Regions from separate parts of the Homo sapiens genome. Here regions 2 and 3 are each linked to region 1. The links are chromatin contacts, found by Hi-C or POLR2A ChIA-PET in ENCODE. All regions are on one chromosome and are shown on one strand. Each heading gives the region's core, a stretch centred on a gene start or an enhancer-like site at or near the end of the contact. The rest is flanking DNA. Distances are from core to core; before and after follow the strand shown. Region 1 overlaps CDC42BPA (CDC42 binding protein kinase alpha). Region 2 has its middle 44 kb from the start of LINC01641. Region 3 has its middle 48 kb from the start of ITPKB-IT1.

What was found. Hi-C counts contacts between places; a loop is a spot of excess contacts on that map. ChIA-PET counts read pairs that join two places held with the same protein, here RNA polymerase II (POLR2A). Pooled maps may share reads with other maps.
Region 2: a loop to region 1 is called in a map of IMR-90, with 5 times the contacts of the local background. The contact joins two enhancer-like sites. A Hi-C loop is called at or near these places in 12 of 168 maps with a recorded cell type or tissue (Caco-2, Calu3, IMR-90 and 8 more), 9 of 37 single-sample maps with no recorded cell type and 17 of 50 pooled maps. POLR2A ChIA-PET finds 5 or more read pairs at or near these places in 1 of 52 experiments (BJ).
Region 3: a loop to region 1 is called in a map with no recorded cell type, with 4 times the contacts of the local background. The contact joins two enhancer-like sites. A Hi-C loop is called at or near these places in 2 of 168 maps with a recorded cell type or tissue (PC-9 and endothelial cell of umbilical vein), 2 of 37 single-sample maps with no recorded cell type and 10 of 50 pooled maps.

The regions. Positions count from the first base shown.
Region 1 is chr1:226,992,218-226,996,750 of GRCh38, forward strand. It overlaps CDC42BPA (CDC42 binding protein kinase alpha), which reads right to left. Exons shown (of 37, transcript NM_001394014.1): 36 at 2,606-2,763; 37 at 1-2,182. The coding sequence ends at 2,051. Among named protein-coding and RNA genes, the nearest start is that of COQ8A, 54 kb to the left of the region's middle. RefSeq lists an enhancer at 375-1,574 and silencers at 1,137-1,337, 2,452-2,598. Within about 2 kb of position 2,579, at least 3 of the 41 ENCODE cell types and tissues checked have a DNase peak (open chromatin) inside an H3K27ac peak, as active enhancers do; they include dorsolateral prefrontal cortex, where a contact is called at or near this core.
Region 2 is chr1:227,435,717-227,440,249 of GRCh38, forward strand. No RefSeq gene overlaps it. Among named protein-coding and RNA genes, the nearest start is that of LINC01641, 44 kb to the left of the region's middle. Within about 2 kb of position 2,080, at least 3 of the 41 ENCODE cell types and tissues checked have a DNase peak (open chromatin) inside an H3K27ac peak, as active enhancers do; they include dorsolateral prefrontal cortex, where a contact is called at or near this core.
Region 3 is chr1:226,624,302-226,628,834 of GRCh38, forward strand. No RefSeq gene overlaps it. Among named protein-coding and RNA genes, the nearest start is that of ITPKB-IT1, 48 kb to the right of the region's middle. RefSeq lists an enhancer at 3,639-3,738. Within about 2 kb of position 2,335, at least 2 of the 41 ENCODE cell types and tissues checked have a DNase peak (open chromatin) inside an H3K27ac peak, as active enhancers do.

The DNA.
Region 1 (4,533 bases), core at 1,329-3,828:
TATTCAGGTGAGAAAAGTATTTTTATACTTCATTCTAAAAAGCAGAAAGATTTGGGAGATTAGAACTGTGCTGTGAATTACACCCATCCAAAATAAAATATAATCAAATCTGAGCTGGCACCAAACTCAGAATGTTTAAATGTCAAAGCTGTTACATGAAAATTCCCGATTATAGGTGCTTACAATGGAATCCCCAGCAGGATCCTTTCTTCCCTCACTGCATCTCAGAACCTTCTCCACACAGCAGCATCACCTGGAAACAGCCTCAGCTCCCTGCACATGCCGCAGGCCAGCATGGTGGCCACCTCAGTGACACGCAGGTCACCTCAGTGACACAGACGTGGAGTCACAGACAGCAGCAGTGAAATGATGGCCTTAAACACTGCAACTCAGGTTAGCAACTGCAGGAAAACTTTCTTCATTTTCACTGAATTTTAAAGAGAGAATCCTGTCTCTATTTCTCAGAGAAACTTAGGTGAAAAGTAAAAGAGAGGCAAAATCTCTTTCCTTCATGAGATACTTTTATTTTTATCTCTTTCTCTACTCATGTGCTTAACTGGTGAAATGATTCTGTAGAAATAGATCCTTCTGATTCTGCATCTCATTTCCTTATGGCAACTACAACAGGAGGAATCCAGCTGGAAATGCCACTAACCCCACAATCCAGCACCTGAGAGAGGAAGCCAGTCGGAGCGCCGTGCTGGGCTCACTCACTCTGGCCTGCGCACTGGGGTTGTCACATCCATTTTCCACTGGCTATGGGGAATAATATTTGGTTAAGGCTGTTGAAGCCCTTGCTTTTGAGGTTTTACATTATTTGGTAATGAAAGCCGTTTTTTCTTCCTTCCCCAGGCTTATGTGAAGAAGCCCACGCCCACTCTCAACAAAACAGACTCCTCCTTGGGAAGCATCTCCAGCCCTGGGACAGACACCTCGCTGTGACTTAGGGAGGGACAGGATTAGCCCAGGAATAAAAGCATTTTTAGAAATTGTTTTCTGCACCTTCAGAAGCTACAACACTCCTTGTAACCTTTCAGATGGAAGGGATCAGAGGTGACAGAATCGTGTATTTCTACATTTATCTGCGGAAGATAAAATACAATAAAAAGTGAGAAGTGTTCAAATTCCACCACTAGGAAAAGAAACATCTTGGGTAGAGATGAGTTCGCCTTTTGCTGCTGCTGCTGAAGTGGCTTCAAATGTTAAAGCTCTGGTGCCCAGGGCATGCCCCAAACCAGCAAAACCTGGCTCTGCAAGTGTTTTCTACAGCTCCCCAGGTGACTAGAGCCTATGACCAGTTTGAGGACAGGGCAATAAAGGGAACTCTGATTTCTCTCGCTCTCTCTCTACAAATGTGAGCTTGAGGCCTTTCCACCCTTTACATTACATTACAGACAAGAAACAACATATTTCTTTAAATTAAATCATCTCTCTTATATATGCATCCATCTTTTGTTGAATACAAGAGGCTCCTTTTAAATATATACATTCAGTACTTCTACATTTATGTATTCATTTAAACTCTGTACTGTAGTAAAATATGCATTGTTTTAATTCATAAGGATTTCCTGGCAACAATCAGGTTGATACTCACTGCGTTTGCTGATTAAGAGCTTAGTGAGCCACTCCAGGGACCAATTCTCCCTTCTGGATGCGGAGAAGCCCATGAGCTATTTTAGGACTATAATGAGACTCTACTGTGAAAGCAAAATCTGTCTAATCTTATTCTTATCACTTACATTTGTGTAATCTGTCTATTTAAGCTACCTTTGGGAGTAGGGGTAAAATGTTACTGAAAGCAACTCTAAGTGCATGGAATGAAATCAACGTTAATCTAAGCTGCTACGGAAAGTCTGTCTTTGTTGTTGCTGTTAGGCTGGGGGCGTGGATCTGAGAGTCGTGTCGTCAGAACTCCTGAATCCCTGTCCTGCTACTGCTGCCAGCCCCTGGTGGCTTTCAGGCCGAGCAGGCGAGGTGGAGGGAAGAGATGAAAGTGAGAGGAGGCGAGTGGCAGGGAGCGGAGAGCGAGAGGTCCCAGTGCTGAGGCAGCTCACGGGTCCCAGCTCCCGCGGTCAGTGCTCTCCAGGGAGAGGCTCTTGGTTTTTCGGGGTGAAGCTGGGCTTGGGGGGCTGCTTAGGTTGGAACTGTTGGAAGCTGTGGAATGCCTCGGAGAGTCAGAGTCCTGTAAGGCCCAAAGTAAAACATTAATGAGAAGGAGGGGGAGAAAGGGAGGCAGAAGGGGCTCAGATTACCACCGCCCCCTCCAGCCACCCTGACCAAATAACCCCATGGGGCGGCCTCACTGTCGGTATAAAGCCCCTTCTATGAGCTGAGGAAGAGGCACGGAACATACAAGCTCCGTCCTTTCTGTAGGCCTTTACAGATGATGGTATTTTCACACAAAAGCCAGAAGTCTGAATGCCTCTGGGAAAACTGCAGTTTGCAGCCCGAGTGACTGGCCTAGCTGCCCGCTGGCCAAGAGTGAATGCTGGCCCCTGACCCCGAACCCTGCTGCAGCTGAGGCCAATCCCAAGGTGGTGGGATTGCCTGGGAAGATGCCCTAGTCTTTCTGATACATGACGTCTCCGGAACCCTGCCCACTCACCTCTCCGTCAAAGTCCCTCGCTGGGGCATCACTTCCTTGGTCCATGCCTCCAGAGGACAAAGAGCCCTCTGACGGGGAGGGCATGGGCTGCCGCTTGGCACTGTAGCTTCCTCCAGAGAATTCCCTCTTTAATGCGCTGCCATTCTGTGCGGATGACCCTACAGTACATCATGCAGGCAAAATTTTACATATGCAGAGGGGACAATACTCTAGAAAGCACACAGACTGCTGAGCTGACAGGCCATCCTTTGCAGGCCCCAGACCACTCCTCCCCTGAAGCGCAGTAAGTCCAACTGTAGTACCTTTGCCCTGAGCTCAACCCCGAATCCAGCAATCTCACTCGCTGTTCCTGTCCACCCCAGCCACGGGGACTCCCGGTGAGCGAGCACTCTCTAGGCTGTGCCATCTGCCCCAATGCCCTGCTTGTTAACAATTCCCCAGAATCCCTCAAGTCTCCACCTGCCTGGTGCTGCCTTGCACATCTTTCCCAGCCACTGACGGCTCCCAGCCATCTTTCACACATCTCTTTCATGGCATTTATGAAGTCATGTTATCATCATGTGCCTGTCATTCTCCCAATAGATGAGGTGTCTTTGCCTCTCCAGGGCCTAGCACAGAACATGGCACACGGCAGGCTCAAAACAGATGCGCTAAATGAGGAAGCTCGGTTGTACCATCCCGAGAGAGGCCATGCCACTCAATGAAGAAATATCGCTTATCTTCTAGAAAATTTTCATAAAACCATAAAGAAAACATAAAAGTACTTTTACTTCACAGGGCAAAGAGCCTGAGATGTAAAATAAAAGTGAGGTTTTCTTCAAACTCACTCTCTATTTTGTTCTCAGAGTTGGGGTAGGTAACAGTGGACCAGCAGCATTCACAGGAAGAAAAGGGAAGACCCAGAACACCCTGGGGAATCTCGGGGCTATTGTCAGTACCTATTTAAAGCTCTTAGCATTCCCTACTATGACAAGGTTTTTGCTTAAACATGCCTTCATCGTGCTGAGTTTCAGTATTAGGATGATTGGTCCAAAAGACTGTGTTGAGGTTTTAGCACAACTCTAAGGTACAGGTTGTGCTTGTTTCAACTTTTTGCGGGTTTAACATGTCTCAATTGTTTTTCACATTAAGAATTCAGTGAAAAATGTCAAAAAATGATAGTTTAAAGCAGCACATTTATCTAATGACCACCAAAATACACAAGCGTTCATAAATAAACTGAACAAGAGCCTGCCTGGGCAGACTCTGTCCTTGGTAATCCCCCTTCCACCTCCCTTCCTCAGCTTCTTTGCGAAGCCCCTGGGCTGCAGTCACAGGCTCGCTGGCATTTCCTCGACACTGGAACTGACTGACTGCAGATCAGCAACACTGGTGGTTTACTGTTTAGCGTATGATGGAGCTTGACAAACACCAATGCCCAGCCCTATCCCAGAACAATTTGCAGAGTTTCTGACTTAACTTTAAAAGTCCTCCTGTCATTTTTGCACATTGATTTTGTAACCTGAGACTTTGCTGAAGTTGCTTGTCAGCTTAAGGAGATTTTGGACTGAGATGAAGGGGTTTTCTAATACAATCATGTCACCTGCAGACAGAGACAATTTGACTTCCTCTCTTCCTATCTGAATACCCTTTATTTCCTTCTCTTGTCTGGTTGCCCTGGCCAGAACTTCCAATACTATGTTGAATAGGAGTGGTGAGAGAGGGCATCCTTGTCTGGTTGCAGTTTTCAAAGGGAATGCTTCCAGCTTTTGCCCATTCGGTATGATATTGGCTGTGGGTTTGTCATAAATAGCTATTATTTTGAGATACGTTCCATCAATACCTAGTTTATTGAGTTTTTAGTATAAAGGTGTTGAATTTTATCAAAGGCCTTTTCTGCATCTATTGAGATAATCATGTGGTTTTTGTCACTGGTTCTGTTTATGTGA
Region 2 (4,533 bases), core at 830-3,329, 440 kb after region 1:
AGGTGATCCGCCTGCTTCAGCCTCCTGAACTGCTGGGATTATAGGTATGAGCCACTGCACCTGGCCTCAGGAAAAGTAATTTTCTTTCTTTATTTTTTTTTTGAGACGGAGTTTGCTCTTGTTGCCCAGGCTGGAGTGCAGTGGCACAGTCTTGGCTCACTGCAACCTCTGCATCCCAGGTTCAAACAATTCTCCTGCCTCAGCCTCCCAAGTAGCTGGGATTACAGGTGCCCGCCACCACGCCCAGCTAATTTTTCTATTTTTAGTAGAGACGGGGTTTCACTATATTGGCCAGGCTGGTCGCGAACTCCTGACCTCAGGAGATCCACCCACCTTGGCCTCCCAAAGTGCTGGGATTATAGGCGTGAGCCACCGTGACCGGCCAGTAAAAGTAATTTTCTAACAGGTGAAGGAGATGAGTGGGTCTGTGTTCCTCAGAATGGGGACACTGGCTGGGTGGCTAGAGAGTGGCCCACTGAGGCAGGGCTGCCCCCAATAGGCAGTCTAGGTCCTTGCTCATCTGGCTGGCAACTCTCCCTGCAGTAGTGGGGATGTACCCAGACTAGGAGGATTGGTGAGAGCCCCAGACTCGGGATGTGGAGGGCTGGTTTCTGACTGTGACAGTTATGATGGTCCCCGGAGAGGGTAGGGGAAGAGGGAGAAGGCTGTGAGTTAACAGTGAAACACCCTGTAGCAATGGCCCAATGAATGAGGGATTGGCAGTGCCAAGTTCCTAAAGGAGCATTAACTGTGCTGGGGGCACGGATGCAGGCTCCCACAGAGGTGGAATGAACTGCCCTGGCAAGTCTAGGACCCGTGGAGCCCCACTGAGACTCCATCACCTTAACTCCAAAAACAGGAAAATGTTTGTAAATCAAATCCGCTCTGTTTTCTTTATTTCTCCAGATTTGTTTTCTTCTTGGACTCATTATCTTTATGGAAACTAGGTCGAATTGGATTCTTTTCTATTTCTATCAGCCATGTATAGCCCCATTAGCTTTCTAATACTGTTAGAGAGTCTTTCAATTATGTTAAAAATGGAGCCAAATTTGCCATTCTTAAAAACGTTTAAGCTTCCATGCAAGTTCCCTTGACCTGGTTTTCTTTTGTCCCCTTGGGACACGGAATTCCTGTTAATGATACCTTATGACACTGCAGAAGACAGGAAGACATTGATGTCAAAGGGCAGCTGACCCTTGAAACCAACAGACTGGAGAAGAGCCATTTTTCCCTTTCCCAGGTCACAAATGATGTGGGAGAGAAGTTGCCAAACACTGCCCTTGTGTGTTTTTTAAACATCAATTTAGGAAAGTATAGACACAAGGAAGAGAAAATTCAATACTAATTCAAAGAAATGTATTTAATTTGAATGTTGGATAAACAATAGCTCTGTCATGAGGTAATAATAAATTATATATTTCGACATCCAAATTTCGAAAACTTAGCCAGGTGTGAGGATGTGTGCCCATTGTCCCAGCTACTCCAAGGCTGAGGTGGGAGGATCGCTTGAGCCCAGGAGTTTGAGGCTGCAGTAAGCTGTGATCACACCACTGCACTCCAGCCTGAGTGACAGAGCAAGACTCTGTTGAAAGAAGGAAACAGAGAGCGAGAGAAGGAGGAGAAAGAAAAGAAAGAAAAGAAAGGAAGAAAGAAAGAGAAGAAAGAAAAGAAAGAAAAGAAAGAAAAGAAAGGAAGAAAGAAAGAGAAGAAAGAAAAGAAAGAAAAGAAAGGAAAGAAAGAAAGAAAGAGAGAGAGAAAGAAAGAAAGAAAGAAAGAAAGAAAGAAAGAAAGAAAAAGAGAAAGAAAGAAAGAGAAAGAGGAGGGGAGGGGAGGGGGGAGGGGAGAAAAAGAGAGGCCAAAAGCTGTGCTAAGGAGTCTCAGAACAACACCCCCAACCCATCCAAGCATTCTTAGGCTTAAATGATAATTATCCCAGATCTGGAGGTAACAGGGCAACCTGAAACCAATGCTCCTGTTTATAACATTCACCCCCAATCTGACTTGCCACAGTCTTAGGACTAAGGTCCTAGACCCAAATCTACGGTGTTGGGGTTGACGAAGACCATCTGATGGTTCTATTAAACCAACTTAGACCTTTCTGATCTTATTTAAAATGGGGGACGAGACCGTGCCTCTACCCCTAAATCGTTATGTCTATTACTGTGCTACCATCTAATGGCGAAGTGTATTAAAACACAAATGAAACCTACTCCAAGGAACACTGACTACCGTTAAATTTTTTTTCCTATGGCCAATAGTTATATCTCTCTATCTCTCCAGATAAGGCACCAAATTTTCTCCATCATTCATAAAAAATGCCCCCAGATTAAGATTTCTGGCAGGGAAAAAGTAATAAAGTCTAATTTACGCAGAAAAAAATTATGTAACATTAGGGAGGACAGAGGGATTTTTCTAAAACACTCTCAAAGTGTACAACATAAGACAAAACATTATTTTAAGATAGATATTGTTTAACTTTCTCATATATGAGAAGTTACTAATGGCAGAAATATTAACGCAGTATAGTTTGTGCAGAATGCATTACCGTCTTACAGAGAGGATAAAAATGAAGCCATCACCCTCTACAGAGACTATTCACCACCCTAAAAATAAAGTCTCATAGCAAAAATAAAGTTTGACTGTTACGTGATAAAAAAGATAGCGGATTACCAACATTTTTCCCTCTGCTCCTGCTGGCTAAGATTTCAGATTCCTATTACAACTTATTTGGGAATTTTCCTCCCAGGGCTAAATGTTAGAAGTGGGGATCATTTAGGGAAATGTAGTAGGCAATGAAAACAAAGAATTCTCCTCCCCACCCCTAAGCTCTTCCTTTTCTCTAAAAGGGCACAGGACATATATATTGGGGATTTTCTACTTCCTGAGCAGTTGCATTAATGTCACCAATAACTCAAACTTTAAATCACATCAGGAGACAGCCAGGTCCCCAAGAACTCCTGGGACACAGCCAGCTGGTCCACAGTGCATCGAGGCTTGCTGCAGAGCCCCCACAGAGTGGTCCCGTATGGGCTGGGAGGGTGACATGGACAGGTGACAACCAGACACTCAATCAGTTGGTAGGGCACAGCTGCCATGGGAACAGAGAGTGAGATGGGTAGGCAGAATTAGGACACCCCAAAACATGGCTTCGAACACCAGTTGTGCTGTGAAATTTTGAGACACGTATTAGTACACTTAAAAAAAATCTAGAGATGCAAATTTCAAGTTGATTTCCAACCAGGGCGTGGACAGGGTCACTATAAGAGCAGAGAATATAGCTTCTGGGTTGGGATACACACTGATGTGCCCCTTCCCAAACAGTGCCTCTCTTTCCCACAACTACTGGAGCACGGAGTAATGGAAATCGTGTACTGCTAAGTTATAAGCATATGTAAAAACACAAAACTGGGCCAGGCACAGTGGCTGGTGCCTGTACTTTCAGCACTTTGGGAGGCTGAGGTGGGAGGATTGCTTGAGCCCAAGGGTTTGAGACCAGTCGCTACTGAGGCAGCTGAGGCAGGAGGATCCCTTGAGCCCAGGAATTCTAGGCTGCAGTGAGTTATGATCAAGCCACTGCACTCCAGCCTGGGTGACAGACAGCAAACTTCTCTTCGAAAAACAAACTAACAAAAAAAAAAACAACTCACAGAACTGTACAAAACACCACATCTGTTCCCCTCTTGACCTTTATTTTCACCCCAGCCCACAGGTAAGATACAACCACCAGTCCTGTCTCCTAAATCAGTGGTTCTTAAACTGTTGTTCCCAATCAGCAGCATCAGCGTCCCCTGGGAGCTTGTTAGACATGCAAAGCCTGAGCCAGGTGCGGTGGCTCACACCTGTAATCCCAGCACTTTGGGAGGCCAAGGTGCATGCATCACCTAAGGTCAGGAGTTCGAGACCAGCCTGACCAACATGGTGAAACCCTGTCTCTACTAAAAATACAAAAATTAGCTGGGCGTGCTGGCACAGCTTGTAATCCCAGCTACTTGGGAGCTGAGGGAGGAGAATTGCTTGAACCTGGAAGGCAGGGGTTGCAGTGAGCCGAAATCGTGCCACTACACTCCAGCCTGGGCAACAAGAGTGAAACTCCATCTCAAAAAAAAAAAAAAAAGAAAAGAAAAAAGAAATGCAAAGCCTCAGGCCTCATCCCATTATTACTGAATCAGAAACTCTGGGGGTGGGTTCCACAAATTTGCATTTTAACAAGTTCTCTGGGTGATTCTGATACACACACGAGCTTGACAACTGTTCCAAATGCAGATGCTGAAAGCGCATACAAGGATGCAGTTTGTTGGCTAAAAGATGTCAAACAAGGGTGTAACCAAGTCTAGCTAAAACGTGAAGCTCTGGAATCAACACCTTCCTCCTGTAACTTCAACTCCCTCAAATGTCATATGATGTGGCGTTTTGGTCCAGACCACCCCAGCAGCTTTAGTGGGGTCAGCCCACCTCAAGAGCCTGGTTATTTTCTCCGGGAACTGAAGCAAAGTTGTTGGAACAAAGCTAGTAATCCGAGGTAGAGTTAAATAG
Region 3 (4,533 bases), core at 1,085-3,584, 370 kb before region 1:
TGAGCGAAACTCTGTCTCAAAAAAAAAAAAAAAAAAAAAATGGAATACTTATTGCCAAATTGTCCCTTACAAAAGTAGCATAGCTTTTTTAACAAGCTCATTGATGTATGTGTTGATATATTATTTGTTATTGCTCCTTATTTCATGAGTTTTAGCATTTACAAATAGTTAGATTTGTTTTTTTATAAACAGATTCTACTAAGAATTTGTGAGCTCCATAAACAGCAAGTTACTGCCCCTGCCCAAGCCCAGGTGCTGTTCTAATCCTGACAAGGGCACTGTCATGGATCCTGGGTGGTGGGGGATGGGGGTGGTCCCAAGGTCTCACCTGCTCACTGGGGTGCATGGGCTGTGGTAGGCCCTCTAAGTTCTATTTTTCCATTCCTTCAACTAACAGGTTCCAAGTTGCCACTATGTACCAGGCCCCGGGCTGCAGCTGGGGATGCCAGGATGATGACAATTCACAGTGTGGAATAAGTGCCAAAAAAGAAGGGCTCGGGGACACGGAAGGGGAGCCCATCTCTGTCAGGAGGATTCCGGATGATTTAGTCACAAAACAGTGACTAGAACAAAATCCTTACGCATGTACATACTTCTGATTATGAAAGCCAATTATGCTTGTTGGGAAATTTTTAAGTAAGCAAAAAACTGTAAGGTAGAAAAGAAAAACCTTTGGGAGGCCAAGGCGGGTGGATCACAGGAGGTCAGGAGTTCAAGACCAGCCTGACTAACATGATGAAACCCCATCTCTAATAAAAATACAAAAAATTAGCCAGGTGTGGTGGTGGATGCCTATAATCCTAGCTACTTGGGAGGCTGAGGCAGGAGAATCGCTTGGACCTGGGAGGCGGAGGTTGCAGTTAGCCAAAATCGCGCCACTGTTCTCCAGCCTGGGCAATAAGAACAAAACTCTCAAAAAAAAAAAAAAAAAAAGAGAAACCACTCATTATCCCATCACTCAAACCAATCTCTGTTAATAATCTGATGTTTTTCTTTTAATTCTGAAACTTCAGGACTCACTGGCACATCCACTTCTCAATTCTGCATTTCTCACTGAGTGCGGCAGTGTGTGTCTGCCTGCCTGCTGCGCCCCAGCAATCCTCTGATGCTATCCCCATGACTCCTGCCCAGGTCTGGTTCCTGAACTCCAGGCCCACGTGTCCAGTTGGCCTCAGATGTGGATGTCCCACAGCCACCTGTAACTAGATGTGTCTCAACTAAACTCATTCCCTGCTCCCCTGCCCTCCAGTCCTGCCTGTCCTCCCATGCTCCCAGCTCAGGGTGGGCCATCCCCATGCTTCTGGCCTACCAGCCAGTCATTCTCGGGACACCCAGGCCCACGATGTTACAGCCACAGTGGAAGGGCATCCATGCAACCTCATCGTCATCTCTCCTGCTCATGGCCTTGACCTCACTTCAGGACCCCATCATCTCTCCTCTGCTTCACCTGACCTCCTCCTAATGAATCTCCTCGCATTGTCTTCCCTTCTTTAAGCCACAGGCAGCCAGAGTGACCCCATCACATGCAAATGTGATCTCATCATGCCCCACCTTGACAGCCTCCAAGGACACCTGCTTGTCACTGCAGGAAAGTCCATGCGCCTCACCCTGGCTCCCCAGGTCGTGATCCAGCCCTGACCCCTTCACCAGCTCCACAAGGGTCCTCTGCTCCCACTGCCTGGAGTGACTCCAGATGAAGCATGCTCTGGAGGTGCCTCTGTGACCTTCATGTTCTGCTCCATCCTCCAATCTCCTGGTGCCACGTCCTCTGCAAAGCCTCCCTTCAGTGACCTTCTTGTCCCTCTCCTGGGTCAGGCCTCCTCTGTACTCCGTGGAGCCCCATGTTTGCCCCACCACGGCCCTCTTCACACTGCATGCCATGTGCCTGCGAACCCGACCACTGCCACGCCATGCCCTATATCTGGGTTCTAATCCTGGCTCTGGCATTCACTAGCTGTGCAAACTTGGTCAAATTATTCAATCTCTCTGAGCATGTTTCCTAATTTATACATGTATTTATGATAACACTAATAGCACCCCCCTCAACTGGGGGTGCTAGTAGTGTACAGATGAAATAAAGTAACCGGTGTACAGTGTGCACCACCCTGCCCAGCACACAGGAAGCCCTCCCTAACCTTTGGTTTTGGCGATTCCTTCATCATTGCCATGGTCACTGCCTTTCTGCCAGGGCAAAGATGTAGCCAGGCTGGGAGAAGCCATGAAAGAAAGGGAGCTTTCTCTTCTCCAGGGCATTCCTGGGGGTACAGGATTGGACGTCGCTGAGCTCCTGACCCGTCTTCCTTTTCTTCGGGCACCTTGTAATGCACCCGACCGTCCAGAAGGGGGCAGCCTCTGCAGGCGGCGCCAGGCTATTTCAGACGCCTCTGTAGGCGGCCCTCTTGATCTCACTCCAGCACGTGTTCTCAGAAAGCATGACTAAAATTGGGCATTTTTTTTTCCATTGAAATAAAAACAGGGCTGCTGTCGACAGCAAACTGGCTCTGTAAGATACTGTTTGTCCATAATTTGCAGAAGCTATTTTTAAAATAACCCAAACACATGTTGCCACATTGAAAGCCACAGAAATTAGCATTGCACTTTTTCCCCCCAAAACTGCTTTACTCATTCACAAGTTTGAAAAGGTACAGGTTGGAAGTTAGAAACCGTCCAGGATGTTAGTTAGCAACAGATGCACCGTTATCGACCCCAAATTCAAATGTTGAAGCCCTAACCCTTCATGTGTATTTGGAGATAGGGCGTGTGAGGAGATGGTAAGGGTTGAATGGGTCATAAAGGTGAGGCCCTAACCCAATAGGGCTAGTTGCCTTATAAGCAGAGGAGTGTGCTCTCTGCAGTGTGAGGACGTAGTGAGAAGGTGGCTGTCTGCAAGCCAGGAAGAGAGCCCTCCTTAGAAACTGAACTAGCCTGGCCTTGATCTTGGACTTTCCACCCTCCAGACCTGTGAGAAAATACATTTCAGTTAAGCCATGCAGTGTGTGCTGTGTTTTTATGGCAGTCCAAACAGACTGAGACAGGTGTCTGATGGCACTTTGACCCTCTCTTGTATTATTGTTGTCATTATTACATCAACTCGTTATTTTCTTGTTTAAAAAAAACCCTGCAAGCCCTCATGTCTTGCTAAAGCATGAAATCCATCTTCTCACTCCTGGTTTGCCATTCCCTTTCTCACTTGCTTGTTGAATTTGTCATCTCAGGCCCATGCATGGCACTTGAAATGCCAGGAGCGGGCCACAGCTGTTGCAGTAAAACAGCAAGAAAAATGACTTGTCCACTGTTTCGAGGTGTTTGTGGGAACTAGGATAATATTCCGTGTTTCTGTGGGAGGGCATGGGAGCCAGCCTGTGAGCTAAAGAGTAAACTTGGTTCTGCACAGTCAGTCTGCTGTGAGGAGAGAGGACTGGGGTGTGGGGGGTGCCTAGGTTGTGCTCCCCTGAAGGGTTTCAGAGAGCCCAGAACAAAAACAGTGCCTCCTTAGAGAGACCCAGGGTCCCCACCTGCATTAGTCCATTTTCACACTGCTATAAAGAACTACCTAAGACTGGGTAATTTATGAAGAAAAAAAAGGTTTCATTGACTCACAGTTCTGCATGGTTGGGGAAGTCTCAGGAAACTTACAATCATGGCAGAAGGCAAAGAGGAAGCAAGGCACGTCTTACGTGGTGGCAGGAGAGAGTGAGCGAGGCGGGGAAATGCCAAACACTTTTAAAACATCAGATCTTGTGGGAACTCACTTATATCATGAGAACAGCAGGGGGGAAACCACCTCTATGATCCAATCACCTCCCACCAGGTCCCTCCCTCGACATGTGGTGATTACAATTCAAGATGAGATTTGAGTGGGGGGACACAGAGCCAAACCATATCCCCACCCCACCCCAACTCCCCCAGTCCTGCTGGAGAGCAAGTCCTGCCAGTTGATCTTGGGGGCTAGAGCCAAGGGTTGCTGCAACTCAGCTGTCCATACTCCACAGGGCCTGGCCAGGTCCCCAAACCAGGACTCAGCTTGACAACGGCTGTCTCAGTAGTCCCAGAATAGTGCTGGTGCCGGGGCAAACCCCGCTGCTGTGGAGACCTCCTGGACTGCTCAGGAATAGGGCGCAGAGTCAGGGAAAGGTTTTGAACCTTGTTTCAAAGCCTGCATCTGTTGCCTACCAGCTGTGTGATCTTAGATGAGTTACTCACCCTCTCTGTGCCTCTGCTTTCTTACCTACAAAGTGGGGTCGACGAAGCTGATCATAGACTTTTTTATAAAGATTAAGCTACTTAGCTTTAATCACCTGGTATGGTGCCTGGCACAAAGCAATCTTTAATTGCTACTGGTTGCCATTATTCTCAGGCAGGAGTTGGCAAACTTTCTCTGTATAGGGCCAGATGGTAAATATTTTAGGCTTTGCAGCCGCGCGGTCTCCGTGACAACTACACAATTCAACTCTGCTATTATAGTACTAAAGCAGTTACAGACCAAACATAAATTAATGGCATGGCTGTTTCCAATAGACTATTTAGGAAATC